Linked DNA regions of Homo sapiens: region 2 is linked to region 1. Evidence: chromatin loops called from intact Hi-C (ENCODE). Cell type or tissue: right lobe of liver. All regions are shown on one strand. Each heading gives the region's core, and the rest is flanking DNA. Links, peaks and the distances in the headings are about the cores only.

Region 1 (16,337 bases), core at 3,310-11,309:
ATATTGCTACCTAAATTCTCAGTCTAAAAACAAATATGGTTTTAGATGAATGAGTATATGTAAGCTTCTGCTATTTTTTTCTTATTATATCCCTTTCAATATTCTTCACCTGTTATGAAGAAGAATTTATGTAGTACTGACAGCAAGTAAGCTTTTTCCCCCTAAGTTTTCTTTGAGTCTTGCTTGATATCACATATTTTCTTTTGTGTAGCAGCTTACAGATTTTAAATTTACTGTCATGTCGTATGTTTTGTTAAGAAAAAAAGAGAGAGCAGAGTGATCTTTTCATCCTAATTTTGGTTCTAATTCTCAGAGTTGGATATATAAAATGTGACCTTTGATGTCTTGGTTCAGTTTGATCTGTATTTGAAGGCATTGCCAGCCATTTTCATTTACTGATGGCTTCTGTAGAACAATTTTAGTTAACCCAAGTTCTGCCAATGCTGATTGGCATAGTGTGCATATCTCAGAATTATTATGACAATTTGCACTGTTTGATAGTCTCCCAGGGAAGGTGTTTGTTCTTCCAAACAAACCAACAAACAAACATCCAAGGCACTGTGTCTTCGTCAGCACATTCTAGAAATCCACAGTAGTGAGATCAGGATGAATTAATATTGTTAAGTATTCTTAACACTCCTTGAATGTACCTTTCCTACTTTTGATAATTGAGAAAATTGAGAACCATATCATATTGCAGATCGTGTACTTGAGCTTCTGGAAATTTTCAGTGTACATGTGTTATTTGTGAGTAGGCACAGCTGCATATAACAGAAAAGCTCTAATGATGATTTAAACATGGTATAAATGTATTTCTCTCTCATGTGAAAATAAGTATGGAGAAATACAGTCCGCAGCCGATAAAGCCACTCTGATATCAGTCAGTTCTGAGATTCCTTATTTGAACTTGATTTCCTGGGCCCTGATGGACACTAGCATAACTGTCCAGGCAGCAGGATGAAGAAAGTCATGAAGAGCACACTTGCCCGTCACACACGGCTTCTGCTTTTACCTCATGGACCAAAACTTAGTCTTGTGGCCACATCTAGCTGCAAGTGAAGCTGGCAAATATATTGTATATTGTTTTGTTGTGACTTTAAAATATCAGGGGAGCAACATGCCCAGGGAGAAAAAATCAAAGTTTGATTCCCAAAAAAGGGGCAAATGGCATGTAATTTTGTAAATAGAAGCTTATGTTAAGTTTGTTTTGATATTGTAGACCCAATACCATAATTATGTATTTGTTTCTTCAAAGAAATATGGACATACTATGTTTTAACGCATTGTATAATTGTCAAGGGAAAGGGGTCCTGATTCAGACCCCAAGAGAGGGTCTTTGTGTCTCACGCAAGAAGTAATTCAAGGCGAACCCATAGAGTAAAGTGAAAGCAACTTTGTTAGAGAAGTAGAGAAACGAAAGAATGGCTACTCCATAGGCAGAGCAGCAGCTTGAGCTGCTGGACTAAGGATACTTATAGTTATTTCTTGATTATATGATAAACAAGGGGTGGGTTATTCATGAGTTTTTCTGAGACTCAACGTTCCTCCCCTTTTTAGAACATATGTGGTAACTTCCTGATTGTTGCCATGGCATTTGTAAATTGTCATAGTGCTGGTGGGAGTGTCTTTTAGCATGCGATTGTATCATAATTAGCATGTGATGAGCAGTGAGAACAACTGGCGGTCACATTTGTCACTATCTTGGTTTTGGTGGGATTTGGCTGGCTTCTTTACCACATGTTGTTTTATCAGCAAGATCTTTGTGACCTGTACCTTGTGCAGACGTACTATCTCACCCTGTGGTTTAGGATGCCTTAACCTTCTGGGAATGCAGCCCAGTAGGTATCAGCCTTATTTTACCCAGCCCCTATTCAAGATGGAGTCACTCTGGCTCAAATGCCTCTGACATAGTCATTTTTTTAAAAAGCCTGTGAAGTGGTTTGGATTATCTCTGATATCCTCCTCAACAAGTGAATATTTAGAATAATCTTACATATGCTTAGCATGCAAGGTTTAGTTAGCTATAAGTACTTTTCTTATGTCTGATTTGAGCTGTTGATTTCATGTTTGAGAATTATACATCATTCACTCTAAATTCTTGTCATTGTTAGAAACATTTTTCATATAAGAAATTAAACATGAACTAAGAAATATTCCATATATTATTGCTTGGAAGAAGTATTATTTAAACAATGGCACAAATTAATAAATCTACTCTTATAGAGTAGATTTTAGTATCTAATTGTATATAATATTCTATTATTGTGACATAATAAGAAATACATACTTGGTCTCTGCCACTGGGCTGGAGCTCTTAAAACCATGGAATTTCATGAGTGATAGAAGTGATAGGAGCATCTTTTGTTTTAGTATTTGGTTTTAATCACTTATTCTTAACACAAGAGTTTCTAAGACCTTTGGAATGTCTAGAGTGATAGGAGAATCTTTTTGTATGCTAATATGATGACTGGTGGCTGGGGTCCCTAGATAGCTTCAGGATGGGAGCTGGTTGCCAGAAAGACAAGGCATGACTAGAGGGATAGAGCTTTTGGTCCCAGCCCTCAACGTCTGGGGAGGGGAGGGAGATGGAGATTGACTTAATCACCAGTGGTCCATGATTTAATCAATCATGCCTACCTAATGAAGCTTCTATAAAAACTCTAAACAATGAAATTCAGAGAGCTTCCAGGTCGGTGAACACATCCATGTGCCATGAAGATAGTGAACCCAAACCCCACGGAAACAGAGGCTTCTGTGCTCAGGACCTTTTTAGACCTCATGCTGTGTAACTACTCACCTGACTGTTCATCTTCATCTCCTTTATAATAAAGCAGTAAGTGTAAGTAAATGTTTCCCTGAGTTTAGTGAGCCCTTAACAGGTACTTGTCAGACCGCAGAGGGTGGTTGTGAGAACCCTGATATAGAGCCCACTGGTCAGAAGTACAGGTGACAACCTGAGACTTGTGATTGGCATCTGAAGTGGGATGCAGTCTTGTGGGATTGAGCCCCTGGTCTGTGAGGTCTGTGCTATCTCCAGGTAGTGTCAGAATTGAATTATAGGAAACTCAGTTGATGTGTTGAGAGTAGAAAAATGGTTTTTTTTCAGTATAATCTTTCATATAGAGAATTCATCTAGAAAGGAGGGAAGAATTTTATGATTTGGCCTTTTGTAAACAATTTTTTTAGTTTTTACCTTTACATTTCAATTTTAAAAAATATAAATATGTGTAACTGGTCAGTCTTAAAAACATTAGGAATTTGTGGACCATTTCAGTCCTTCCACGTGATTGTCAGTTCTACCTTTTGAAAAGCAAATTGGCTGATCTCGTATCTATTTGCTATGGCCAGGTGTCCACTAGAAAATAAAAAACAAAATAAAATTTGAGTAGGAATAAAGGAACTCCAGCATCCTGGCACTTAGGAAACAACTTTATAGGGGCATCTTTGGTGATTTAAGACCAATGAAAGACCACCTTCTTGTGTCTATGACTCTACTCCCGCTTCCAAACCTGGAGATTCTGTTACTTTCCTGCATTTTCTTTTCCCCTAAACCGGATGGGTTATTTGGGTCCACACTCTCGGGAGAGCATAGTGTAATGAAAGAACCAGGGCTGGGACTTAGGCCCTTCAGACATCATCTTGCTGAGGAGCCCTGGGTGGTTATTCTCTTTATTCATCTCAGCCTCAGTGCTGTCACCTCAAAAAAGATAATGTGCAACCTACCTTCTAGGGTGGATATGAGGGGCGCAGGCCATGTAGGTAAAGCCCTTAGTGTTAACAGGTGTGGAATGTTGGGTGGTGATTCCGTGATTATCATTAGCACTGGCACAGTTTGTGGTCAATAAAGGGTGGCTGTTTTGAGTATATTTAACTAGCGAGGCCGCTATCATTTTCCTCCCTTACTTTTTCTCCTTGCCCATTGAAGCCACTCTGGCTACCTGGTGCATGGCCAGATAGATATGGTTCAAAACAAATTTGGGGCTCCCTAGAAAATAAAGACAAAATAAAGTTTGAGTAGGAATAAAGGAACTTCAGCATCCTGGCACTTACATGGAAAACAACTTGATAGGAACATCTTAGGTGACTCAAGGCCAATGACATATGCTGGGTAGGGGTTGGGGTGTGGAGGACTGCCCAGACATTCACAGGAGTGTGATATTCATCAGCCTGGGGTGTGGAGGATGCCTTATGTGGTCATTTAATTATCTCACCAATCAGATTCCCAAGCTCTGTGAACAACTTTCCATTCTCCATGGCAGAGGGCACAGTTGTCATCCCTTAGTCACAGAAGTTCAGTAAATGGTTGCTGACCAAACCTTTCTCTGTGACCCAAAAACATGAGTCTTCCTTTCACCTGTGTGAGAAAGAAAGCAGCTGTGTGTTATTGAAAAGAACACTAATAACAGCTCTGGAACCAGAACACAGAGGCATGTCTCCTGTCAGCCACTGGTTGATATATTTGTCCTAGCAGTATTTTTAAATACAGGCAATACATTAAAGTAAATTTTCTTGTGTTGAAAATTGTCAGTAAATGTAAGATCCTGTGCCAGATTATTTCGAAAGAACCTCAATTGGCCAGGCGCAGTGGCTCACGCCTGTAATCCCAGCACTTTGGGAGGCCGAGGTGGGTGGATCATTTGAGGTCAGGAGTTTGGGACCAGCCTGACCAACATGGTAAAACCCCACCTCTGCTAAAAATAGAAAAAAATTACCCGGGCATGGTGGTGGGCTCCTGTAGTCCCAGCTATTCAGGAGGCTGAGACAGGAGAATTGCCTGAACCCAGTAAGTGGAAGCTGCAGTAAGCAGAGATCACACCACTGCACTCCATCCAGCCTGGGCGACAGAGCAAGACTCTATCTCAAAAATAAACAAACAAACAAACAAAAAGCCTTAATTGTGCTTACTTATGTTTACTTTAAATTAGTTTTGTAGAATATCTTCTTATCTTTAATATAACCTAGCTATCTTGCCAATCCTTAGTCTTAACAGAGGCAGTTGACTATTCATTGCTAAACTTGGAAGAAAATAAGTCTGTCTAGAATTCCTAGAATTTCTGTTAACCAACTGATATGGTTTGGCTGTGTCCTCACCCAAATCTCATCTTGAATTGTAGCTCCTACAATTCCTGCATGTCATGGGAGGGACCTGGTGGGAGGGAATTGAATCATGGGGCAAGTCTTTCCCCTGCAGTTCTCATGATAGTGAATAAGTCTCATGAGATCTGATGGTTTTATAAAGGGGAGTTCCCCCGCACACGCTGTTTTGCCTTTGACACGCACACACCATGTAAGACATGCCTTTGCTCTTTCATCCCCTACTGTGATTGTGAGGCCTCCTGAGCCATGTGGAACTGTGAGTCCTTTAAACGTCTTTCCTTTATAGATTACCCAGTCTCTGGTACGTCTTTATTAGCAGCATGAGAACGTACTAATACATGAAAAAAAAGTAAATACAATGTTATTTTTCTGAAATTTAATGCTAATATTAACATTGGGAATGATGATGTATTTCAGGTTTTGAAAAAAGTTCATAATACAGAACCTTTTGGTGCTTGAGAGGTAAAAACATTACAATGTCCTAAGTTGATTCAGTTGTTAGAATGACTATTAGTTTGCTTGTAATAACCATATCTCAGGCTTCTAATTTAGGATATTATGTTTAAATTAATTTTCTTTGTTTCCTGAAAGTTAAGAACGTTTAATGGACAAACACTAAGGAACACAGCTTGTATGTTTAGAACACGTGTGTGATGTTAATCAGACAACCATGCAGCAACTCCGAGAGGTCCGAGTTGGACCGAGTGAATCTTAGAGCTGGATATTAATTTTTGTTGGTAGATGCTGGCAGATTGGTGCTGAAGGCTTCGTGCCCATGACAATTCCCACATTCTAATCTGTACAGTTAAATAAAATGATAATTGTATTGATTATTGAGAAATTTTTCATCCCAGCTCCTTGTGAGAGCAACTGCTCTTACTAAACAATGAGCTCTACAACTTTAGGAGGAGTCTTTGGAGAAAAAAAGAAAAAACAGTGTGATATATGGTGTGACCACTGATTATCAGAATATCCTTCGTTCCTTTTAACTAGAGTATGCCCCCACCATTCACCAAGGGGCATCTCTCTAAGGTCATCAAACCAGGGACTGTCCACATAACAAATCCAGTGCTCTTTGAGTCCTGAGCCCGATAAAGCCTCTTCAAGCAGCATTTAACACTCATTTCCAATCCTTTTCTTTCTTGTTGGTTATTACATTTGTGTCCCGTTTGTTTGTTTACAGAAAGGAGGCTATTGACTGTACATTCGTTTCTCTTTATTCTGTTTCTCTCCTCCTTCTCTTTCCCCTTCCTTAACTCATCTTTCCCTTACCATCGCCCAAACATGAATATCCCACTCCCTTAGACTGCTGCTTATTTTTCTGAGAAATCATGTTGGCCATAGCCATCCTCTTTAGGTACTGGCTCCCACAATCATAACTGTAACCCTCTTTGGCAAGCTCTGGTTTTTGATATTTTTTCCTAATAGCTTTCCTTAGAGTAACCTGGGGAACCCAAGCTCAGCAAGTTTAAAAGCAAACTCACCTCCCTCCCCTTATCCTTCCCTTATCCAGTCTGAGTTCCCTGATGAAGCAAGCTTAACTCATATCTCTCTTGTCACTTCTGGTCTTGAAAATCTCCCTTCACTTCCCTTTTCCTGTGGAATAAGCCCCAGGCTCCTTAGTTTAGCATTCAAAGATCCTTCAGGAATTTCCTCCAACCTATTTCTTTAGCTTTACTTTTCAATTATACTATGTGATCTCTTCTATTACTACTACACAACTGTGCTGTAGACCAAGACTTACCAACTTGCATGTCCACAGGCAGTAAAAGTGAGTGAGTGAAGACTGCCAGAGCAGAAGGGTGATGAACTGGAGAGTGCCTCCTGCATAAAGTAGGCAAGTTGGCTCTAAACATGGTTGCCATAGGAGATGTGGCCCTGGTGTTGCCAGATCTTCTGACTTTTAAATTTTGTCAACTCACAGAAAGCATCTCTAGGGACTAAACAAGACCTGCAAGTCACAAGACCACAGGTTTGTGACTCAGCCACAGACCCACCCACATCCGTTGCTTTGCTCACATTTGCTTCTCCTTTTCCTCCTCCAATTCTTCTTGGAAATTCATAGTTCTCAAGTTTTTGTTGGCGGATTGGTAGCACTTGGAGAATTGGGACAAGGTTGAAATAATTTTATTTTATAAAAATAAATAATAGGTAGTATTTATCTAGAGTGCCTAGGGTATACCAGGCTCTCTGCCAGTTGCTTTAGATACACTGTCTTATTTAATCTTCACTGTAACTCTGCTAGGTATAGATATGATAGCCACTTTACAGGTGACTTAACTAAGGCCTAGAGAGATTAAGGACTATGCATTAGGCTACCCCGTTAGATTTCCAGCTGTCTGTTTCCATAGTATTCTTTATACTGTTTTCTGAGCTTCCCAGCATACTTGGCAGACGCATGCATATGCCATGAATGGGCTGCAATTGTACCTAGACACTGAGAGCAGCTGATTGGGATGTAACAACAGGAGCTATGAGGCCGCTCACCGCTCTTAGTCCCAGGGTGACCTGCACCCTTTCTCTGAGTGCCGCAGCCTGGAGAAGGTAGACAAGCCCCCTGTTTATTACTCTATGCCCCTCCAAGTAACATTTTTAAAAGGCAGTGTATAGAATTAAGCATAGCTAAGAACGGAATACCTGTTGTATTCAAATCATTCTTTCTTGAAGACGGAATGACAGGATTCTAAAACTGAATTTTACAAGTTAAAATAAAAACAGATTTGATTATTTGAAGAGTGTCCCCAAGCCCTGTCTGTAGTAAGTTCCTGTCATTTAAAGGGGTGACTTTTAAGATTTGATATATAAACAGCGTTAAATAAGTAAGCACTTTTTTTCTGCCACAAATACCTAAAAATAAAGCTAGATCTCAAGATTTGGTTATGTTAGAATGGCTAAAGAAAACGCTATGGTGAGCCTGTAAGAATTGGCAGGGATTAAGTGAATTTAAGAGCTGTAGTAAAAAGCTGCGTTCGAGGTCGTTAATATCACTTTCAGAAATGTAAGATACACAGGGAAAGAAGCATTGCTTTTAATGGCATAGCACTTTAATCTATTATTCCAACCTGAACATGAAAAAAATTTTATTTGTGCTTAATCAAATTACATGGTACATTTTGGCACTGCTTCTCAAAAAATAATGGCAAGTTGTAACATTCCAGGACCAGAAATGGGCCCTTTCATGTTCAAAGCTTTTCTTGGCTTCTTAAAATAAAGGTTAAGTAGAATATATTTTAGAGTGCCTTAAATTCCATTACATCTGAAGTAGAAATACAGGTGAAACAAAACGGCTAATAGTACTTCAGGGAATATGAGTTAATACAGAAATGTTGAATATTCACATTACCATACTTGGATTAAATGGCTACTATAGGCAGTTGCCTGTCAAAATTCTTTTAATTTGCTTTCTTGGTAATTCACTTTAACAGCTGAGTGGTTTCATTATCGCAGTGCATTTTGCTTATGAGTGTTGAAAAAATAACCAAGGTAGATTTATATAATTTTTCCTACGTAACGCTATACTTCTAGTGATTTTTAGACTTCAGGGTTTTGTTTTTGTTTTTTGTTTTTATGTTACAAAGAAAGCATTAAGCTTAGACCTTTTGGTAACATTTGGATCAGTTTTTAAAATTTGATTACATTTATATGTAACAGAACTCCATGAAAATGGTCTGTACCAAACCTCTTACTATTCTATCTTGACACAACTCTAGCATGCTCTAGGGATACTTGTGTTTTGCAGAAATAAAATGGGAATTTTTAGAGCTTCATATACTTAAAATGAGACAGAGAAAAATGTTTTAATTGGTACATACAAGAGAAATACATTCAAATAAAATTAAATAAAATTAGATAATTATTTTTATATGACCTAAAAATTAAAATAGGCCGGGCACGGTGGCTTATACCTGCAATCCCAGAACTTTGGGAGCCCGAGGCATGCAGATCACCTGAGGTCAGGAGTTCGAGACCAACCTGGCCAACATGGTGAAACCCCAGTCTCTACTAAAAATACAAAAATTAGCCGGGCATGGTGGTGTGTGCCTGTAATCCCAGTTGCTCCAGAGGCTGAGGCAGGAGAATAGCTTGAACCCAGGAGGCGGAGATTGCAGTGAGCTGAGATCATGCCACTGTACTCCAGCCTGGGTGCCAGAGTGAGACTCCATCTCAAAAAAAACCCCCAAAAATTAAAATAGTAGCAGATGATAGGGAAAAGTCCTATATGACATCAGTATAGCTAATTACATGCATGGATTTCAAAACCATTTCTATATATATTTTATTTCAAGTTTTATAATAGTTAAAACTATAGAAGTATTTACCTTCCAATTTCAATGATTATCAAGATGTTACTTTTTTACTTGCAAGGATGTTTCTTGTATTCAAAAAGCCACTACGAAAGTATTATTTTATTTTGGAGTGGGGAGGATAGTCCCAAAAATTTATTGATAAGCCAATAATTTAGGATTAGATTTAGTAATTTACTTAGTGCATAGAATATCAAAGAAAATGGCTGGCAACGTGGCTCATGCCTGTAATCCCAGCACTTTGGGAGGCTGAGGCGGGCAGATCACCTGAGGTCAGAAGTTTGAGACCAGCCTGGCCAACATGGTGAAACCCCCATCTCTACTAAAAATACAAAAATTAGCCGGGCGTGGTAGCGCACACCTGTAGTCCCAACTACTCAGGAGGCTGAGGCCGGAGAATCACTTGAATCTGGGAGGTGGAGGTTGCAGTGAGCTGAGATCGTGCCACTGCACTCCAGCCTAGGCAAGAAGAGCAAAACTCCATCTCAAAAAAAAGAAAGGATATGAAAGAAAAAGGTTTTGTGTATTAACATATGCATATTAATATGCTTAGGTATTCACAAAGTTAGAAATCAAAATGAATACTTTTTTTACTCAGAGTGTTAATATGTATGGCAACTATGAATTTGTTTAAATGAAAGATACTTTTATGTATACAAACATGCTTTTCTGCCTGTTGTCTTAAATTATTATTAAGTACTATGTAGTGTAATAGATAATTATAGTGTTTTAATTTGGATGCCAGTGGATTTGTAAGTCTTTCTAAATGGCTATTGTCGGCTAATAGTCTTCAGGGGATCATTCATATAACCATCATGGTTCTAAAAATATCTCTAAATACCAATGGGACAGCCTCTTTTTTGGAAGCATGGCTGTTATAAATTGCACTTTTATTTGAAGTGCATCACTTTGATTATAGTATTTTCATTCATACCACTCAATTACTTTCAGAATCTGCACAGCAGAAAAAAAAAAAAACATGAATGCTGGAAAAGAATAAAGGAAAGCTCTTTGTATAGAAAAATTTAGAACAATATAGTAGTTAAATAGAGAGATATTTGAGTTATGAGTATTGGGAATCTGTTCTATTCATTAGAATTTTTAACTATTTTCTTTATTAGGACTTCAACTGGAGCTGTTTTTATATAGCCTCATTGTTTTTATTTTAATTAATATTTCTATGACAGATAATTAGGTAAATGCTGTTGAATTTTAAATATGATATTGGCTTAGGAGAAAATAAGCATTTCTGGGTCAAAGCCCTTAACAAAATATTGTCATATGTGAGCTGATTAATTGAATTGAATGCCAAATGGGTTTGCCACCATCCAACCAGACTCTGGTAGTCAGTTCATTATCTAAGGTTGTTCTGGAATGGAATGACTGGTTATGTCAAAGTTAATGGTTTAATGGTGTTCTTTTTAATCTCAGCTACTAATGAAGTAAATCTTGATGAGAGAATAGTTCTAACCTCATTAAATGCAGCTAAGTGTAAGAACACCCCAAAGAGTCTGAACCTCTGTGTCACATCCAGCATTTTAAATGCCAACTCCCTCTCAGTGCTGTCACCCAATGGTTTCTGCGCACTGGTGGCTCCTATCTACAAGAGCCATTGAAAACCCTAAACTAGATTCAAAGCTACTCTGTTGGCCAGGCTCAGTGGCTCACGCCCGTAATCCCAGCACTTTGGGAGGCCAAGGCTGGCAGATCACCTGAGGCCAAGAGTTTGAGACCAGCCCAGCCAATATGGTGAAACCCCATCTCTACTCAAACTACAAAAATTAGCTGGACATGGTGGTGCATGCCAGTAGTCCCAGCTACTTGGGAGGCTGAGGCACAAGAATCACTTGAACCTGGGAGGCGAAGTTTGCACTGCAGCCTGGGTGACAGTCTCAAAAACAAACAAACAAACAAAAAAACTACTCTGTTGTCCTTGCTGCTTGTGTCTAATATTGAGTGCAAAAAAGAAACAGCTTAATTTTTTTTTTTTTTGAGACAGAGTCTCTCTGTGTCGCCCAGGCTAAAGTGCAGTGGCATAATCTTGGCTCACTTGCAACCTCTGCCACCTGGGTTCCAGCCATCCTCCTACCTCAGCCTCCTGAGTATCTGGGAAGATTCAGCTTTTTTTTTTTTTTTTTTTTTTGACACAGAGTCTCGCTCTGTTGCACAGGCTAGAGGGCAGTGACATGATCTTGGCTCACTGCAACTTCCACCGCCTGAGTTCAAGCCATCCTCCTACCTCAGCCTCCTGAGTAGCTGGGATTATAGGCATATGCCACCACACCCAGCTTTTTTTTTTTTTTTTTTAACAGTAGAGATGGAGTTTCGCAATGTTGGCCAGGCTGGTCTCTAGCTCCTGGCCTCAAGCAATCTACTCACCTTGGCCTCTCAAAGTGCTGGGATTACAGGCGTGAGCCACCACACCTGGCCAGATTCAGCTTAATTTCTAATCAGACCTGAAAGGTTGAGGATTTCCATCAACCACATTTAACACAGAGAAATGTTGTAATTTGTAAACATTACTCTTCAACAGGCCCAGAGGAATAGTTTTCAAATTGTATTTCCAAAATATGCTTGGTTTCCAGCTAATATGCAAGTGATTGATTTTAATTGAAACTATTTTTAAAAACTGTAATGAAAGGCACACATTATATATTCCAAATTTCTCATTAGGATGACCAGTGTTTAACTTGAGCTGCCAGGTTAACTTGTTTGGAGACAAGTAAAGTAAACCTTCCCGTGCCTTGTTCATATATTTGAAACTTCCATAAACAGAGACTCTAGTAGGGGGCCCCTGGCTCTTCTGCGTACACAGGCTGTGCATGTCCATTCATGTGACATTGTTGGATCAGGCACGCCACCACAGCCTTTTTGTGCTAGGTCTAATTTATGCCCAGCAAGGCCCAGGTATATCTGTTTAGGAATTCGCTTTTGCCATAGAGTAATAGTAAGTTAGACTACTGATTGCTAACATATTGCAGTGTGATACAACAATGTAAGTTTAGACTTTTAAAAACATGTTTTAAATCAAATAAGAAAATTTGTCGAATTTATTATTTTGACAGGGAATACTATGAACTTAGAAATAAAATATCTTTCAGATAAATTCTGTTAATACTCTTCATTAACACCCTTGGTTCATTTTAATTACAGGCATCTTGCAATTAAAAAGCAAACTTTTGAAAAACCTACCATTTGCAACCACTTACCTATGTGGATTAGGATTTCCTTGATATTCTGCAACCAAGCAGAAATAAGTTATGCCCTGCAGCTAATATAGAACTGTAGATGTCATCCACAACCTCGTATATCAGAGTTTTGTGTTCATAAATATTACCTTGTTTTTCTGATTAACTTTTAAAGTAAATATTACTGGTTATTCCTAAAAATTCTGGAGATTTTCTTTCATCCAGTCTTCAATGTAGAGCTATAGGGCTCTATACTGGGCAATTATTTTTACTTACACATCATCATTATAACATGTAGATCTTGGAGACCATAAGCACTATTGAGTGTATGTCTTAGTCAGCTCAAGCTGCTATAACAAAATACCATAGCCTGGGAAGCTTAAACAACAGACATTTATTTCTCACAGCCTGGAGGCTGGGGAGTCCAAGATCAAGGTGCTAGCAGATTCAGTGTCTGGTGAGGACCTGCTTCCTGGTTCATAGGCCACAGTCTCCTCGATACTTGTATGGTAGAGAGATGAAAGGAGCTTTCTCAGGACTCTTATAAAGATAGCAATGCCATTCATGAGGGCTCCACCCTCATGGCCTTATCCAATCCTAATTACCTCTCAAATACCCCCTCCTAATACATCATACTAGGGGTAAGGTTTCAACATATAAAGTGGCAGGGGTGGGGGTGTTGCAAAGGACATAAGCATTCAGTCCATAACAACAGTACACAAGCTAATTACTCTAATAATTTATTACTGTTTTATATAACTAAAAATGTGATGTCTGGAATGTAAAAGATGAAAATTAAATCATATTGTAAAATGAATTTTAAGTTAAGGAGACTAGATAATCACTGTTGTGGCAAAATCACCACTTTACATTCTGCATATAATCTTTTGTACCATATTGGAAATTACATTGAAAGTCAGAGTTTGCCTCTTTAGCAATTCCATATTGTATACAAACTGAACTCTTCCAAGAACACTTAAAGCACAAAGATGATAACAATGTAACCTGGTTTGGTTGGTAGAAAAAAGAAATTAGGAAGAAGTATGTTGTGATACATTGTACCTGCTCTCCAATTTTAACTGGACTCAGTTCTGTCTCTCTTCAAGACTAAGAAAATCACTCATCACTTTCCCAGCTTCTTAAAGATGCATTTAAGAGATAAAGGTGAATGGCCTTGGAACCTGATATGTGTCTTCTGGGTTTTATTATTCATTGTTCTTGCCCTAGACTTAAGTAAATGGCTTTGGAAAAAACCTTAATTTATTAACACATGAAGGCTTTATTCCCCGTAGGACTTGAGTGTACACCTCAGAAGTCTTGTAAAATTTATTTTTTAAAGCACATTATTTATGCATTTGTTTTCTATATCATCTTTACCCACAAATATAAATGAAATTTCAGGAAAACAAGATGATAACAAAATTGTATGTTTAGAGAGCTCTGCAACAAAAATATCTTATTGCTTGAGGCATTTGATATAAGGAGTTTTTCATATCTTAATTTTAATAAATAATGTCTTTCCTGGCTAAAATTCTCCTAATCCCTCCCACAGCTATCAATATTTATCATATTTCTGCCATGCACATGGTTCTGGGGCCCAGATAAGCAGCTGCTCTTCTTATCCACCTCTTTGCTTACCTTGTGTTTGTTTTTTTTTTCTTTGCAGAGACCCTCCTGGATGACTTCCTTCTCACGTACACTGTCTTCATGACAACTGATGACTTGTGCCAGGCTCTGTTAAGGCAATATCCTTCATTATCTTCAGGCTGCTGTGTCCACTTCCTCTCAGACAGATGTCCCACGTTAGGAATTAACTGCCTTCCTTAATTTATTCAACCCCATAGTAGAATGTGGATATGTTAAATATTAATGTAATGATATCCAAGGTAGAAGATGAAATGAGACAGACAGGGGAAACTGGAAATGTGAACAGCTGTTTTCACATTCTATGTTGTGGCTATATTACACTGTTTATATTATGTTCGCTTCACATCTGTGCCTCATGATTGCTTAGAAATCTGGAGGCAAAATTGGCCTGCTGGGTAAACCCCAGAGTCAAGAGATTGTGTGGAATGGGAAGATCATGGAATAAATGGACTTAAAGGAGAATCAGTTAAGTGTCAGACCACTTGTGAAGGAAAATGCACATATGTGATATAATGTTCCTGGCAAGTATCTCAGGGGAGACAGGCCATTCCCCCACATGGGAGGTCGAACCTAACCCCTGGAATCAACTGTCATCTTTTCACAGCTTTGTCACTGCATGCTCTCTGAGAATGATGGATGTGATTAGAAGGTTAATGACCAGTTAAGGAAGCCTTATAATTTTATTCACTAACTAGAAGAGATGCAACATAGGATCATTGAAATGCCACAAAAGAAATCCATGTAAACTTACTGAAAGTCTCCAAATGATCTTCTTCCTTCACAGTATTTAATGTATTCAGACGCATTTTAAGTGTTTAAATAAGCTGTTGCTGTGCTGTTTTTATTAAATGAAACTGAAGATTCCACTCTAAACCACATGAAAATTTTAAGGAAAATGGATTGCTTTTGTGTATACTAAAGTTCTATTAAGACCTAATGATGGCTGGGTGTCGTGGCTCACACCTGTAATTCCAGCACTTTGGGAGGCCAAGGTGGGAGGATTGCTTGGGTCCAGGAGTTCAAGAGCAGCTGGGCAACATAGTGAGACCCCATCTCTAAAATATATATATGATATATATATATATGATACATATATATGTATATAATATATATATAATATACATATATATATTTGGTATATAGATAGATAGATATTTGGTGTATATATATATAGGCATACCAAAACTAGCTGGGCATGATGGCATGCGCCTGTGGTCCCAGCTACATGAGATGCTGAGGGAGGAGGATTACTTAAGTCCAGGAGGTTGAAGCTGCAGTGAGCCGAGACCGTGCTACTGCTCTCCAGTTTAGATGACAGAGGGAGACTGCCTTCAAAAACAAAAGACCTAATGATAATGCTTATTTAATATCCTTTCTCTGTTAAATAATTGTTACGTGTCTCCCAACTTTACAGCATTTTCCCACCTAAAAGAATACTTTAAAACTTCATAAAGGACATAAAGTAACATCTCTCTTAAAAAAATAAATAACTGGAAATGATGATTACTTTTAGTGCTTTACTATATCCTATGAGCAAACAAAGCTATAGTCGATATTTTGCCACTTTTTAGAACCAGTTCATAAAATTGATCTTGAACTGTTATTTAGTTTTGAATTTGGAAAGTTTCAATAATATGTGCAGATTTCCTTCACAGCTTTCAAGTGGAGTGTTGCTAAGACATTTAGCAATAGCGATAAGATTTTGAACATCTTTCTTCAAAAGTGTTTTGGAAAAATATCTGTGAGCTAATTTCATTTACATTTTAATGCTAACATATTTCTAAAACAATTACCACCCATTAAGTAATATAAAATATACTTATAACAAATGAGATGCCTTTAAACTACATTCTTTAACTATGATCCTAATATTATTTGTGATTGTCATTTAATAATTTAGTGTCCTATAGGATGTCCCTAAACAATCTCTAGAACTTAACTTGGATATATATGTTTTGAGTCTTTGACTAAGACATTATATACACAAATTTAGTTCAGATTTTTATGAGCCTTTTTACCGATAATCAAAACCCATGAACTCTAAAACATTTTAAGCCAGAAGTCTTTCTTTATGATTGTTTCTGTATATTTGCACTCTGCC
Region 2 (16,337 bases), core at 2,896-10,895, 61 kb before region 1:
CAGGGCATGTGGAAACTGCTAAGTGCTAGGAACCTTCCCATCCTGGGAAAGAAGAGCTACTCAGGAAAAATAGCTGCTGACTTGCTGTGACTCTGCTGACTTCCAGAGGTGCTGGGGGCAGACTTTGGGGCAGTCTTCTCTGTGTGCCAAGACTGATCTGTGTGCAAACCAGCACCCCTGCCCACAGTTTACCCTCGGCCATCTCTCTGGCCTCACCCTCTCAGACCTAGCCCAGCCAAGGGAGATCAGGCCCATAGCTTTTTACCTGCCCTTTCTGTTGCCTTGTCACCCTTCTTCCCACAGTCTACTTGATGCAATATGGGGACAGCCTTGAACTTTTCCAACCTGTCACTTCCTGACTTCCTCCTTTAGGGGAGGAGCCTGCAACTTAGCATCGCAGGAGAGAAGGTCAAGATCTGGGACTTAAAGAGTTGGTTCATGATATGCAAAGAAAGGTAACAGAATCTCTACAGATTCTGCCATTTCAAGTCTGTTGTCTTGCCACAAAGTTCTGCTTTGGGTGTTGGAATATAAATATTAATGACTTTGTTTTTATATTCCTTATCTTCCACTCTACCCCAGTGGCAGGTGGGTCTGACGAGGAAAACCATCCCATCCACAGATAACAATGCAAAAAAGCATATCACCATGTTTTGTATAATAATATAAAGTCACTAACATTGATTAAGTAGTTTAAATCCATCCCTCCTTCCACACATCCATCCCATAGGTTTTTATCATCTCCCGTTTACAAGTAATGAAATTGAAACTTGGTGAGTTGATGTAATTTCACAAACAATTGTACAAGAAGTATTGTAGGAATAATGCTTTATTTTTCCCTAATGTATAATAAAAGGAAGTTCCTTTAAATTCTAGCAGGATAGGTTTTGATGGGGGTTAAGGCAAATTTTCCAGTCTTATTTCCTGGACTTATCTTGGACTGCCCCTGCCCCCTCTATTTATTTAGTGGCTCATTTGGTGTCACTGCTTGTATTTGCAAACACAAGGACACCTGGGGAATTCTTGGTGGCTCCACTGTATGTTTTAAAATTCCACTGTAATGTCTACTGGGAAGATTTGGCAGTAAAATTACTGACAATTCAGAAACAAAAAAACTTAATGAGCATAATATAAGTGGCAAAAAGTTGCAATAAATGTTTTAAAATGTAGATGTCTGCAATAAACTTTAGTTAACAAGAATGTCCTTTAGACCTGACCTGTTGAGTTTTCTGGTTTACAATCCCCATGGCAGCATCAAGTAGCTGTGAAAAGCAAATCAAAAGACTCAGGTTCAGTCCTGGCTTAGCCACTTGGCATGACTTAGTGACTTCTAGAGGCTCATTTTCTTATTCTGGACAATGGAGCTAATGGCACATGCTTCTGGGGCTTGTTGGAGGGGCTAAATGAGATGGCCTAAAGCACACAGAGCTTTGTACTGACACATAGGTAGGCTCAGAGTTGTTTTTCTTTTGCTGGCTGAAATAAATCTTTTACAATTTAATTTCTGAGAGAAATTGTGTAGAGTATTGGAGTACACTAGGATCTTTTTAAGTGAATGAACATTTTGCAATATCTAGGAATCGTTGCTGCTCAATATTTTACTGTGTGATGATAGCAGATTGACCTGAATCTGTATTGTCACTAGAACACAACATTGAAAGGCACAAAAAAAAAGTAAAGCTGGCTAGTCATGGTGGCTCACTCCTGTAATCCCAGCACTTTGAGAGGCTGAGGCAGGCGGATCACTTGAGGTCAGGAGTCCAAGACCAGCCTGGCCAACATGGTGAAACCCTGTCTCTACTAAAAATACAAAAAATTAGCCGAGCATGGTGGTGGGCACCTGTAATCCCAGCTACTTGGGAGGCTGAGGCAGGAGAATGGCTTGAACCCGGGAGGTGGAGGTTACAGTGAGCCGAGATGGCGCCACTGCATGCCAGCCTGCGTGATAGAGCAAGATTCTGTCTCAAAAAACAAACAACCGAAAAAAGTAAAGCCTTTCTGCCTCTCGAGAAAAATATTGAAAAAAAAAAAACCCAAACCTGTTGCTAAGGTTAACTTGATTTTTGTTTATCAAGGTTTTATTTTAGTTGGATAATACACAAGCCACCTTTGCATTAAAAGAAAACTTTTTTTTTTTTTTTTTTTGAGGTGGAGTCTTGCTCTGATGCCCAGGGTGGAGTGCAGTGGCGTGATTTTGGCTCACTGCAACCTCTGCTTCCCAGGTTCAAGTGATTCTCCTGCCTCAGCTTCCTGAGTAGCTGGGATTATAGGCACTCGCCACCACTCCTGGCTAATTTTTTGTATTTTTAGTAGAGACGGGGTTTTGCCATGTTGGGCAGGCTGGTCTCGAACTCTTGACCTCAGGTGATCCGCCCGCCTCGGCCTCCCAAAGTGCTGGGATTACAGGCATGAGCCACCACACCCGGCCAAAAAAAAACCTTTTTTCCAGTACATTTCCTTATAAGAATGGCAATGAAACGGGCTACTGGTATCAATTACTGATTACCTCTGTATTACCCCAAGCCAGTGGGATAAGTATTTATGCTCTAATTAAAGGAACCGATATGAGATACCTTTTGCTCTAACGACATTATCATTGTTTTCTGTTGAATAACTTTTCCATTGAATGGACGTATATTAAATCTTAATCAAAAGAAAACACTGTAAAAACCTATTAAGAAGTAGAAGAGAAGCTTGGAGAGTCTTAGCTATTAAAAAAAAAAAGATGTAAGAGTTGAAATGGAGTCCTCTCTGCTGTAGGGCAGGGATAAATCATGCAATCAGTAAGGCAGCAGGGAGGGTGGAGCGAGGCCACCCAGAACTCTCTCAGTGGCTTGAGTTGCCCCTTGTCAAGTGTGCTGAGCATGGAGTATCTGATGGGGGAGATGGGAGCTTTTCAGCCACCTCTGCTTTCAGTCTCCCCACAGTAGATTTATTGGGCTGTCTGAGTGCTATGGCTTTCCCGAACATACAGCACACCTTTATTCAAACGTTAATAAAAATAATACATTTCTTTCATGTAGCAAACATTTATTATCTTTTTCTATAGAACCATGGGCTGGAAGGCCTAGGGAGGATTTGGGGGGAAGGCAATGGGTAGGAACACTTAAAATTGTGTAAGTCATTACGGCCTTAATGACATTGCTGCCAGTGACCACTCCTGCCTCCACTCTCCCAGCACAGGCCCACCTGGGCACATCTCCATAGCAGGGCCCTGGGAACTGAAAGGCAGCCAGCTTCCATTGCAATCCCAGCCCCATCCCTCACTGACTCATCAAACATCACTTCTTTAAACATCAGATTCCTTAGTTCTTAGTAGGAAATCTAAGTCAGTTCATGCTTATACTGTTTGAAATAAAGCTCCTGCTTTTTTTTGTTTGTTTTCAGCCTCATTTCTGTTCAATTTATTTTAGGCTATTTAATCTTTAAAACATATTGGTACAGATAGTGTCAGACCTGAGTGTACTTAACTGTCTCCTTTACTCACTTCCTGTATAATTCTGTGCAAACTATCTGACATCTCTCAGCCTCAGTTTTTCCATCTGTAAAGTGAGCATAATCTTGGAATCTGATTAAGGAGAGGACCAACCACACACCTGCCTTACAACATCACTGGTATAATGGATATATGCTCCCATTTAACTCATTTTTTAAATGAAGAATCATATAACTGTCAAATGTAAATGGATTCTGCTTTGGCCAAGGAAGTTGATCTCACTTACTGAAAAGTTATAAATACTCCTTGTTGAGCTTGTGTAATGACTGAGGTATTCTTTTTCAGTGAGCATAATGTCATTGCTCAAGGCCTAACAAGGCAACGCCACCAGCCTATAGACTAGTTGGCTTTGGTTGGTGAGTAGTGACATTTCTGAAACCAGATCACGCATGGGGTGTTGCTGGGTCTGGGCAATGTGATTTTATCCATGTATGTGCTTTACCTCTCTCCTTAGTGTGTTGGAAAAATTATGAGTGTCAGAAAATAAACACAACTACAATTTGTCAATTTACAATTTACAAAATAATTTTTAAAGTATCAGAAAAATTCCTAATTGAGATAATTCGAGAAAAGTGAATTGCTAAATTCCAAGAAATGGTATTCACCTTTTATTAATAGAAATTTGATTTTTCACTAGCCCTAATAAGTAAATGCTGAACAGATATTTAACAAATGTTGGCACAAAGAGGTATCAAATTATTAACCTGCCCTCAATGGCCACACGGCTCAGTGCAGTCTTGCCAGGACCTCTACCAGAGGTTTTCTAACATTTTCCAATTATGATCTACTTCCTGCTCCCATGTCAGATCCCAGGGGTTTCTTCAGTTTACGTTTGTTTATGCCAGCTCTCGACTGCATTTCTCCCCTTTTCTCATTTACCTATCAGAATCCGCATTTTCCTGGATGCCTTTCATGATGTTAACCCCCTCCCCACAAACTGCATTGACATTTTGCTCTATTTATATCTGTCTTATAATTATTACTGTCTGAATTGACTACCTTTGTTCAGTTCAGTAGACCATTACTTAGTACCTCTGTGTTCTAGAAATTATTCCAGGTGCTGGTATTACTGAAACATGAGGGGTTTAATCTAGGTCCTGCTGCTCACCACACAGAAAGCCAATCTCTGAGACGAGGATTATTGCCAAGGAAGAAGGCTTTAATTAGGTGCTGCAGCGGAGGAGTTGGGAGCTCAGTCTCAAATCCATTTCCCTGACCAACTAAAACTAGGGGCTAATATAGCAGGGAAGAAATGTAACAGGTATAAGAAAGCAGAAACTAGGGAGGGGAAAGGAAGCAATCAGGATGAATGAAGGGTCTGGCCTGTCATGTCTGGATGCAGTGATCTGGTAAGTTTCAATTCTTTTGATTTTTTTTTTTTTTTTTGAGAAGCCTAAAGGTTGTTTCCTGAGGAAAGAACTCAGATAAAACAAATATAAGTCTCAAGCTTTAAGACCAGAAGGGTCAATTTCTATGTTTATCCAAAAAAAAAAAAACAGCAACAACAACAACAAAAACTATCTATGGGACTATTGGGTCAGTTTCACTGGGAATATGAAAATATATACTCTGTCCTCTCGAAGAACTCATAATGTAGGTTAGCAAAGACAGATATTTGTGTTGCTGACTAAAAAATATCAAGTGTACAGAAAAAGAGCTTTGTTGGGCTAGGAGGAAGCACTCTTCATTTTGTCAGGGGCCATAGATGCAGAGAATGAGGACTCAGAAGACTCTTCATTAAGGAGCTGGTGTTTGGGCTGGGGAGCCCGGTGGACAAGAGTAATTTCACCTGGTGAAGGCAGGGACAAGGGCATTCCAGGTTAGAGACAAAGAAATGTACAAAGGAAGAGATGCAGCACCTGGGGAGAGGGTCCAAGACCTAATGGCCTGGCCTTTGAGGCCAGGTTGAGGGCTTCCACCTGAACATTGGCCAGTGTTCAATAGAGTGGGGATCACAGGTATCAGAGCTTTCAAACCTGCACATCCCTGAGCTAAGTCCCATGGCATCAGAGACACTGGGGATGGGGCTATGGAGCCTGAATTGGTATTTATCTCCGTGTGACCCTCATGTGCTCTAAGCAGGCATAGGCAGGATAGGGGGATGGCTTGATCAGACTTCCATTCTGGGGATGGAACTCCGGCAATTGTGTGGAGAATGGATGGAGGGAGAGGCCATGCCGTAGCAGCCTACATGAGATGTGACCATGGCAGAGAGGATGACAGGTGGAATCATTCCAGAGGTAGAAGTGACAGGATTTAGGGAGAGATTGAGGTGAAGGCTCAGGGGAAGGAGGACCATGAAGGTGCCTGAGATTTGTAGCTTCAGTACTTGGTGGTGATCTAAACTGAAATATCCCAGGAGCAGGAAGATGCTTGTGATTTCAGACCTTCGTGTCCTCACGCCGTATTAAATCAATTACTCTTTCTTGAGGTGCAGATTGTGCCACTACACCTATCACAGCAGCTTGTATGTAGCAGACATGTTACCATCTGTGAAATGAAAATATTCAACTCGTGACTGGAAATGTGGGCCTGGAACTCAGAGAAGTGGGCAGAAATGGAGACAGATTTGAGAATAAACTGTATTGCAGTGAAAGTTGAAACCCTAGTAACAGATAAGATCACCAAGGAAAGAGGCAAAGAGAGAAAAGAGAGCCTGGGGAAAGCTTGCATTTTTAGAAGATTTGAGGATGATAGGGACACAGAAAAGAGAGTTTTAAGTCAACAGTCTCAAGTTCAGCTGAACAGATTGGGGTTGAGAAAACACGCTGGAGCAGAGATGTAGTGGTCATTGGTCCACCTTCAAAGAGAAGTTCAATGGCACTGGATGGGCCAGGTTATAATACCATATGGAGTGGCTTTATGGTGAACACTGACCCCTACTTTTCTAATTTTAACACTAAAAAAATACAGTGATGAGGCAGAAATGTTACAATTACCTTTTTTCTTCCTTTTTAAAGAATGGAAAAGATTTGAGTATTTGGAAGCATTTATGATTATATATATTGATAGCAAAAATGAGTATAGTGTCTAAACATTTCTCACTGCAGGCTTGTTTCTGTGCCATCTCCCAGGGCTGAATGTGGTTGGAGTATTGTTGAAGGGCCTCCAAAAGTAAATATTGTGACCCCACTCCAGGATGGTACAAAAAATAGCTGATTATTTAGATAATGAAGAACTGGGCTCTGCCTCCTGTGGCCTGGAAACACTATGGTGTTTTCCTAACATTTTTATGTCCACAACCCACAGAACATGTAAAAGATTCCGACCTAGTACACCTCTCTTCCATACTTGTGAAAAATACTTTACTAGTTGCAAAACATTTTGATCTTTATTTTTCTATTCTTCCTATGATATTCTGTTCTATTTCATTAAGAGGGAAAAGAAACCCTGGTCAGGATCCATGTGAATGGATTTGCTGATGTGCAGTTTGACCAGCCCTGTTCTGTTCCATCCTTGACTGTAGCAGTGATGAACTGTCACCGACACGTACATTTTACATTTGAGGCCTAAGGCAGATTACTTCACCTCACTAGTCTCAGTTTCCTCATCTGTAAAATGGGGGTGATTTTATCTGCCCAGCATTTCAGGTTGAACATCAGATGAGACCCTTAATGAAAGAGTTTTCTCTCTGTAAAAATGCTACACAGGTGAAAGATTATATTACTGACAAAACTTTAGTTCTTGGCAGAGTACCCAATAAGTTATTTTTCTTAACTATTTGCTGATGTCTCACATTGAGGCTTGAAATGCTCAGTTTCTATCTGTAGTCATCTTTGGGGTTGGTTTGTAAGATTTTTTTAAAGAAATGGGTTGGTTGATTTTTAAATAATGGTCCTGATGAGAGTCAGCACACGACAGTCATTGTGTGTTTAATGTTTTCTTGTTAGTGGGGCTCTTACCTTTACAAAGTTGATCAGCAGAAATTAAATAACATCATTTAGAAAGGACATGAGTCCCCTTTGTGTTTAAGTATTATTATTATAATAGAGTTACTGACAGAGTTGTTTTTTGTTGTTGTTGTTTGTTTGTTTGTTTGCATTTTAGCACCCATCCTAGTAAGTCCTGGGGAGAGAAAACCTGTTTTGTCCCCAAGGCAACAAGAAAGCACTATCAAGTTAAGCCCCACAATCCTAGGAGGCTTTCAACACTCATTCACCTTGAATCCCTCTTGGCTAATTTACAAATAGATACATTTAAACTAGGTACCCTTAACGAATCTGTTAATTAATCCACATACATGCTTAGTTCTCCTGTGGGCACTAATGCTCACCACTCAAAGCATATGCTTTAGATCTTGCACTTGTATCTTTTGTTATGGTAAGTTATTTTCAAAGGCCATTACTTGCTTTTAGACTCTGTGTGTTGAGAGATAAGGAGATGGTTTGTGTTGGCAGAGAGTGAAGCTCCTAGCCTCCCTCGGTCCCAGAAGCTGTCATTCCTGTGTACGTGTTTCGCTGGAGGGAACTGTCCCAGAATCAATATTTGCATAGGAAATTTTCCCCAACCAACTCTTATTCTGATCAGATAAAAGAAAAATTGAACTCAAAAATCTAAATAACTCCTTCCTCCTTTTCCCACCACATGAGCCACACCACTGGAAGGCATAAAGAGAGAAATTGTGTTTTTATTTATTTTTTGACATTAATCTATGAACTAAAGGGTCAACAGAGTTCTCCCTTTTAGGGGACCATATATATTTTATGCATGCAACTTCATAGGATAATCATAAATCCTTGTCTAGGATAAATACACTTTTGCTCCCAAGATGCATTCTTGGAATTATAATTTTTCCTATTTCCAAGAAAATAATGTTATTTACGCTGTCTTCTCTTTGTCATTAGGGGGTTGAGGTTGAGTCCAGCAGAACTTTGAGAGTTTGTCCATTATGCAGATTTAGCTTACAGAGTTAGCTTTGCCAAGTCCCTTAACTTGCTTGTGTTTCTAATTCTCACCCTGTTAGTTTTGGCGTAATGCTAGGCAACCGATTTTGAGGTCTTTAAAGATGTGACAATAAACATAGCATTGTTGTTGGGGATAAGCTAGAAATAAATACAGGACTGACACTTTATCCTAGGTTTGCTTTTATGTTCATCTATTCCTCCTTTAGTTCTATTTCTATGTATTAAGAATTATTCCTAAAGCTTAAAATGTAGTGTGAGGCCAGGTGAGGTGGCTCATACCTGTAATTTCAGCATTTTGGGAGGCCGAGACGGGAGGATTGCTTGAGCCCAAGAAGTCCAGCATGCAGTGAGGCATGATCGTGCAACTGTACTCCAGCCTGGGTGACAGAGGGAGACCCTGCCTCTAAAAAAGTGTGTTAACTGTCAATCTGAAATTATTATTTAGTGTCCTGCATGTTCTATGTTCTAGTATAATAAGGTAAGAAAAAGAAATGCCTACACCCTACAGCATTGTTGTTTTAAAACCAAAAACATGAATTCAGTAGGCTAAAATATTCTGAAATTTAATTTTCTTCATTTTCATTGAAATTAGCACTTTAAAGAGCAAAAATTCAAATAAAGCACAAATGAAGTGCCAAAGTATGGTTGCTTTTTATGTGAAGTTATTTCACATTAGTATATGATCAGCTTGCCCTCCAAGAAAATTACTCTGCATTCCAGGATGAGGAAAGGCTTCTTCTGTTATTTCAGTTGGTTAAGTGGAGTTCCTTACTTCTATAGCCCATTGCATTTTTAAGTGGAATTTAGGATGTTATTCTATGTTTTATTTTTCCCTTTATAGTCTTGCCTCTAGTTTTTCAGAGAAAACACGCATGTTTTTCTTTGTTCTTAAGTTTCCTCCTAGCTGGGCAACAGTAGCAACAGGGAACCCCCTTTGAACAGGCATGAATGGAACTTTTCTCTGAAAAATAGAAGAAAAGCTTCTACCCTCTTCACCTCTTCCTACCTTGCCTTTAGATGCTCAGCTGGTCAGAGTTATCCTAGTTATCCAAAGCGTGAACAGAAGAATTTCTCTCTTTTCTTCTTTCATAAAGTTACAAAAGAAGTAGCTTATTATATAAGTAGGCATAGTCAAGCAGTGCAGTTTTGATCACTTGGGGATACATTGTTCATGCCAGTTAGCATTTGCAGAGCCCTACTGTATGCACAGCATTATAGGTAGGCTCCATGGTGGGCACCACACAGCAGGCATGAATGGCATACAAAAGCAAAAAGTACATGAAATGATATTTTAAAAAATACAGAGCAGAGAGCACAATATTTAAAAGTACACAGGCCAAGCGTGGTGGCTCACACCTTGTAATCCCAGCACTTTGGGAGGCCAAGGCAGGCAAATCACTTGAGGTCAGGAGTTTGAGACCAGCCTGGCCAACATGGTGAAACCCTGTCTCTATTAAAAATACAAAAATTATCTGGGCATGGTAGTGCACGCCTGTAATCCCAGCCACTCGGGAGGCTAAGTGAGGCAGGAGAATCGCTTGAACCCGGGAGGTGGAGGTTGCAGTGAGCCAAGATTGTGCCACTGCACTCCAGCCTGGGCAAAAAGAGTGAAGACTTCATCTCAAAAAAAAAAAAAAAAAGCACACAGAATAATGTAAACTGAATCAATAAGTACAGTGGGTGACCTCACTGTCAGCTAGGTTGGTATGCTTTGGCCTACTTTTGATGAAGAGGGCAAAAAGCATAAATGGCATGATGGATACAAGGAATAACTATTTAGGAGTCATCCTTGATTGCTTCTCCTTCATCTCTTTTTTCTCTCTCCATATTCAATTCATTGGCAAGTTGTGTCCATTTTGTCTAAAAAAATATAGCTCCAGTGTTCCATGTTTCTCCTGCTCATTGCCACTTCCCTGATCTGAGTCATTGTCATCTGCAGGCAACATTACAGCAACAGTCACCTAACTGGTCTCCCTGCTTCCGCTCTTGTTTCTCTCAAGTCTGTTCTCCCAAAGAAGCAAAAAAGAACTTTTAAAAATATGCATCAAATCATGCACTTCCCAATTTAAAATTCTTTCGTGGTTCCCCGTGTTCTTAGGCTTAGATCTGAATTTATTGTGGTCTCTACTCTCTCCAGGCTTGTTGAATGTCACATCTCCTGCTATGGACATAATAGCTGCTCCGTAAATATTTGTTAAAACAGAAGAATAAGTTATCTAAAGAGAAAAGTAATCCAGTCATTATGTGTGGATCCCAGTTATGTAAAATACATTTTGGTGTTGAATGTCAGTGTGAAATTGGACATTTGGAGGAAGCTAGAGAGTTCAGAGAAGCCCTTCAGTGATGAGCAGGAGAAGTTCAGATGCCATGAGATAAGCAATACATAAGCCAAAGTCTGGCACTTGTTTTTATATTTTTTGAGACTGATTATTTTAGCATTGTTCCCAAGCTGGATTGGATTAGTGAGAGGCTGGAGTCAGGGCTTTGTGTAAGAGGTCATTGTACCCATGAAGAAAGGGTGATAAGGGCTTGGATAGGGAGATGCTGGGAAGGGATATACGGATTCAAGACTCCACAATATGGAATTTTGTGGTAACAATGCACTGAGCAACCCAGATATAAATACTGTGCTTCCTTTATTATATGACATTTAAACTGCCAGCCAGAAAGCCACATTAAAAAAAATATATGGCTGTTCTTATATGAAATGAATAAAAGTCTTCATCTTATACCCACAGCTGCCCTTTTGGTAAAGCACAATGCTGATATGGTGATGTCAGGATGGGTTTAGGTGAAGAACAGAATTAAGATTGAATTTTCTCACTGCCATTGATTTAATACATGAGATAATATGCAGGAGAAGTACCCAGTGCTATTAGCTAACTTCACATTTGATTAACAAAAAATAATGCCAATGTTTACATTTTGTGAATCTATCTAACATTTTTTCCCGCTAAATTGCGATCTGAAAGAAAATTATCTGAAGCATTTTTTGTATGATGATACATTTGTTTAATGGTGTTCTTTTTTTTAAGCAATTGAACAAGATGAAGAAAACAACGACAAACATGTAGCTGTAACAGAAGCCGAAAGTGTTCCAGATTCTCAGGTATGATCAATTCTGTGACAGCCCCTCATCATACCCTTCTGTGTTGAGGGTGGTGAGACAGTGCAGGTGTTAAAAAATGATATAGGTTTTACCTTTTATGTTTTGTAAATAGCCATGTTATTGGGAATAAAGTGCTCAGTTTTGATATAAAGGTATTTCACACAAAGGGTCCTAAATTGGTAATTATATTTATAATTTGATTCATGGGAGAGGGTCAGATAGACACACTTTACTTCCCAGAGGAAGCAAGGGAAATGAGTGAAGGGCAGACATTCCCCTGAAGAAGGCAGTGGAGAATGGGCCAGCTGACAGCACCAACTTGCTAGAGGTTCTGTGCTACCTCCCAGTAGCTAAATCACGGCATGAATATGCTTTAGGTAGCATACCTCCAAATACTATTGCACCATAAAAACTTTGGACACCCTAGTGCTGCCAGCTGTTAACTTTATATAACAGTGGAGCATTTTAAAATTCTGACTTAGCCTAGTTGACTCATCTCACTTCGCCTTTAAGGTTACAAATCTGTTGATTCTGGTCAGAAGAATCACATTAACTTTTTCAATAAAGATTGCATGGACAGTAATGTTTTAATAAAGTCACATTGTTTTGCTGTGGTAATATTAAACATGGAACAGTCCTCAAGTTCATATTAAAATTATACTGCAGGCTTCCAAGCAAACCTGTGCAGGGATTCCCCAGCTCAGTGTATTTACCACTTTCTCCAAGTTTCTTAAATCCTTAAATTACTAGTGGGACAAGGGTTTCTAAATTTAAAATACTGTTATTCTTTATTTGTTCTGAACTTATTCTATGGGTAAATGTCTGTTTGAATGCAATTTTATTTCTCAAAAGGATACACAGACCTTACTGTTCAGGATTTTGTGATTTTTATTCAGCAATGATTATATAACTGTGTATCTGTAGGACATACAGAGGGATGAAATCATGAAACCAGTAGATTGATAATTAGATTAGGAACAGATTCTACTTAGGTTTGAAAGTTGAATTAAGTTCACTGGGCAGCATGGCATCATTATGAGTGTTATAGGCCTAAGCTGGTTAGGAAGGAAGGCAGTTGTCACCTCCTCTGGTGTGTCTAAGAAAGCTTGATCTGCTACCGTAGTGGAAACACCAGTTTTATTGGTTTAATTCTGCAGGCCCGTCTATATAAGTTCTCTGGATGGAATAAGTAGTTCAAGTCATGCGAGGTGAGCTTAAAGAAAACTTAGAATTTTGCCATCAGATACATAGGCAGAATTAGAAATAAAAATGTATGCTCATTGGTATGTACGTATGTGTGTAATTTATATGTACAATTTATTTGATTGATGTATATACATTTAATGGCTTGAGCACCTATTTGCCAGGCTTCACAGTATTTCAGATTACTTCAGTCTTCATTCCAGAGCATATTTTAAGCAAGTTAAGTGGATTCTGATTCCTTCTTCCGCATAGATGATGAAATATGTTACCGTGGGGAATGTGCCTCTAGGCTGCTGAAAACTTTGGGTCTATAAAAGGTTAAGATGGTTACTAAGCCCAGACAGACTTGGCCTTGTTGTACACAGGCTTCCCATCTACCAGAGATCTCTCATATGTTGGCTGCTTTTTTCTTACTCTCACTAAAAATACCTTTTCTGCTTAAGAAACTCCCTGTTTTAATGCTGTCACATGTGGGTGGAGTGAAGAGAGCATTTAGAGTTGGGTTTACCTGCCAGCCCTTCTTCCTTAAGGGATGTTCCTTAGTGGCTGTAAACCTGGAAGATCCTGTAGGTCGCCTAAGTCTTTGTCCCCATGGTGTCCCCACTATGCTAGACAGTACCTAGCATGCATGGTTTTCATCTCTGCAAAATGGAGATATTATAAGCTTGTCCTGAGGTTGAAATGAAGCAACATAAAACACTCCTGGCAATCCCGGCACATAGGAGAGTTTCAGTAAATGTTGGGCAGCATAATGTAAAGACTAGGGGCGCTGCCTCTGGGGCCACACTGCCTGGATTCTTTTCCTGACTGGCACAGTAACCTTGGGCGAGTAACAGTCGTGGTGGCTCGCACCCGTAATCCCAGCACTTTGGGAGGCCAAGGCAGGTGGATCGTGAAGTCAGGAGTTTGAGACCAGCCTGGACAACATGGTGAAACCCTGTCTCTACTTAAAAAAAAAAAAAAAAAAATTAGCTGGGCGTGGTAGCAGGTGCCTGTAATCCCAGCTACTTGGGAGGCCGAAGCAGGAGAATCATTTGAACCCGGGAGGCGGAGGTTTCAGTGAGCCAAAATCCTGCCATTGCACTCCAGCCTGGGTGACAGGGCGAGACTCCATCTCAAAAAAGAAAACAAAGCAAAACAAAAAACCTTTGGGCAAGTTAACTCTCTTGTGCTCCTACCCTCCTTTTCTGTAATAATACTGGGAGCAGTATTATTGTATATAACACTTAGGCAGCACTTCATATATATTAGACACTCTAAGGTTCTTTGTTTTTATTAATGTATTTAAACATCACAGCAAACCCTCCAGGATAGATAGTTTAATTACTACCACTTTATAGATGTGCCGGTAAGGGACGGGGCCAGGTCTGAAACCAGGGCAGTCTGGTTCTGATGTCCTTGCTTTAAACAGCATGCAAACTGCCTTTCTAACCTCTGTAAAATGGAAATAATTGTTAGATTGTTCTGAAGATTAAAGGACTACATGTGAAGCAATTAGAACAGCACCTGACACACAGTAAGCACCCAACAAATCAGCCTCTGTCAGTTATTGTCACGCTGACCATCTATCTCATTGCTTTTTGGTTGGAATATTTAAAGTATCTAACTGGGCCAAGTTGCAGCATTACTCTCTGCCAGATGGTATCTTTGCAGACACAAAATATTCTAGTCCCTTCACTGTATTATAGGATAAAAGGATTTAAGAATCTTTGTCAAAATGTACTGAAAATTTGCCTGGTTCTAGCTTTTAAGAATTCTAATGAGATCTTTAATTAGTTATTAATTGACTGATTGATTGATTGCAACAGGGTCTTACTCTGTCACCCAGGCTGGAGTGCAGTGGCACGATCATGGCTCGCTGCAGCCTCAACCTCCTGGGCTCAAGTGATCCTCCCACCTCAGCCTCTTGAGTAGCTGGGACAACAGGTGCACACCACCATATCCAGCTAATTTTTTGTATTTTTTTGTAGAGATGTGGTTTTGCTATGTTGCCCAGGCTGACCTCTGACTCCTGGGCTCAAGCAGTCTGCCCACCTCAGCCTCCCCAGGTACCGAGATTACAGGCGTTAGCCACTACACTTGGCCTTGAGTAATTTATAATATATTGAACTTTGGAAATTCTTGCTTTGATTCCATTAGCCATTGGCCACTGGATTCAGTGAATATTTTCATTGTCTCCTATCCTCCATTTGAATCAATCATTCTATTATTAAGTGATAATAATTATTTGTTATACAAATTAACTGCTAAATATTTGGTAACTAATTTATCAGTAGTCAGACTATAACTTTTAAAAATATGCATACTAAAGAAAGCTCTTATTTAATACTGTCAAAGAAAATTGATTATCCTGTTAAATCTTTTATGTTTGATATTATTCGAGTTTGCTTATTCTCTTTTTTAACTTTTTAATTTTTTTTTTTAACTTTGCTACCCTGCTTACCAGTGTGGTCAAGAATGTATACAAGTCTGAGCTATAATTTCTCTTAGGTCAAAACAAGAGAAAATATTGGTGGCCCCCCTACTTTAGTCTGAACGTTAAAGGAATCAAGCATGTGAAGTGAATGAACCCCTTACTTTTTCAATTATATAAATTTATAATACTATATATTATGTAAATTTATAATTCTATATTTTGATTTTAATCAGAAGGGATAATTTTCTAAATACAAAAGATTAAGAAAGTACTTGAGGGAAATAACAGCATAAATTTCATGTAAGTGTGGTTTCTGCCTTATTCCTAGCTCTCAGCATGCTCTGGCAGGATGCAGCATTACACAGTATTTCTATAGTATGGGTCTGTCCATCCTATACAAAGGTGATGTTTTAACACAAGGAATTCCACAAAGGAGTAGGACCAGAGAAACTGAATGTCCATTGCCTTGCCTGGACAGTGACGGGCTAGGAATTATGAAATGATTTCTAAAGCTCCCTGATGCCCCAGCATGGTGTTCGAGGCCCATACCAGTGACTCCCTAGGGATTCCTCACCTGCCTTGACTATCACACTTTCCATTAGGTACATTTCTCACTGTGGATGCTTCGTGGTTCATTTCCCAATTCTCAAGGGGGCATATTCTTCTATCCCTAACAGGGAGAGCTTTTTCATAGTCTAACTTTTTTCTCTGAAGAAATTTGAGAAAATGAATATTTGTTGCCCTAAAATTATTATTATTTTTTGACTATGAACTGTCTTCTGAATTTTCCTGGAAAAAAATTCTTAATATTTTCTGTTTTCAAAATAAGGTGCATACAGTAGAATAATTTATCATCTAAGCTCATCAGTGTTTTATTCTGTCATTTATATTTCTGTTTAAAATAGCAAAAAAATTATATGAACTTCTAGGCTTAATTTTTAATGAAATTAAGATATTACATAGTAATCAATAAAAATTTATCTGAATATCCTGAATTTGAACTGAATAGCATTCTGTTATTGCAAAAGTGCTTTCATGAAAGGTGGACTCTTTCTTTCTGGTTTCCCTGACCTTGATAAGCAATTTTTGCAGCATGTTTTACCTAGGTGTTTTAGAAAAAGTGGTTGTTAAAGTTAAGATAATGCAGAGAATGTTTTAATACAAAGAACTGTGCTTTTGTCCCAGTAAGATGCTCATTTATCATCCATG

The links. Hi-C counts contacts between places; a loop is a spot of excess contacts. Peaks named below come from ENCODE experiments on the same cell type or tissue, not always from the same donor. Only the 100,000 strongest peaks of a DNase experiment are listed, where the experiment ranks them.
Region 2: it touches region 1 in a loop (4-fold over the local background); 2 of 110 quality-filtered maps call a loop at or near these places.

The regions. Positions count from the first base shown.
Region 1 is chr7:22,165,067-22,181,403 of GRCh38, reverse strand. RAPGEF5 (Rap guanine nucleotide exchange factor 5) reads left to right here. Exons shown (of 26, transcript NM_012294.5): 12 at 14,256-14,334. Among named protein-coding and RNA genes, the nearest start is that of RAPGEF5, 180 kb to the left of the region's middle. RefSeq lists an enhancer at 2,158-2,660. In right lobe of liver, for the core only: no CTCF peak of the experiment used is centred there; no DNase peak of the experiment used is centred there; H3K27ac peaks cover 328 bases.
Region 2 is chr7:22,226,018-22,242,354 of GRCh38, reverse strand. RAPGEF5 (Rap guanine nucleotide exchange factor 5) reads left to right here. Exons shown (of 26, transcript NM_012294.5): 8 at 11,436-11,509. Among named protein-coding and RNA genes, the nearest start is that of RAPGEF5, 120 kb to the left of the region's middle. RefSeq lists an enhancer at 1-139. In right lobe of liver, for the core only: no CTCF peak of the experiment used is centred there; no DNase peak of the experiment used is centred there.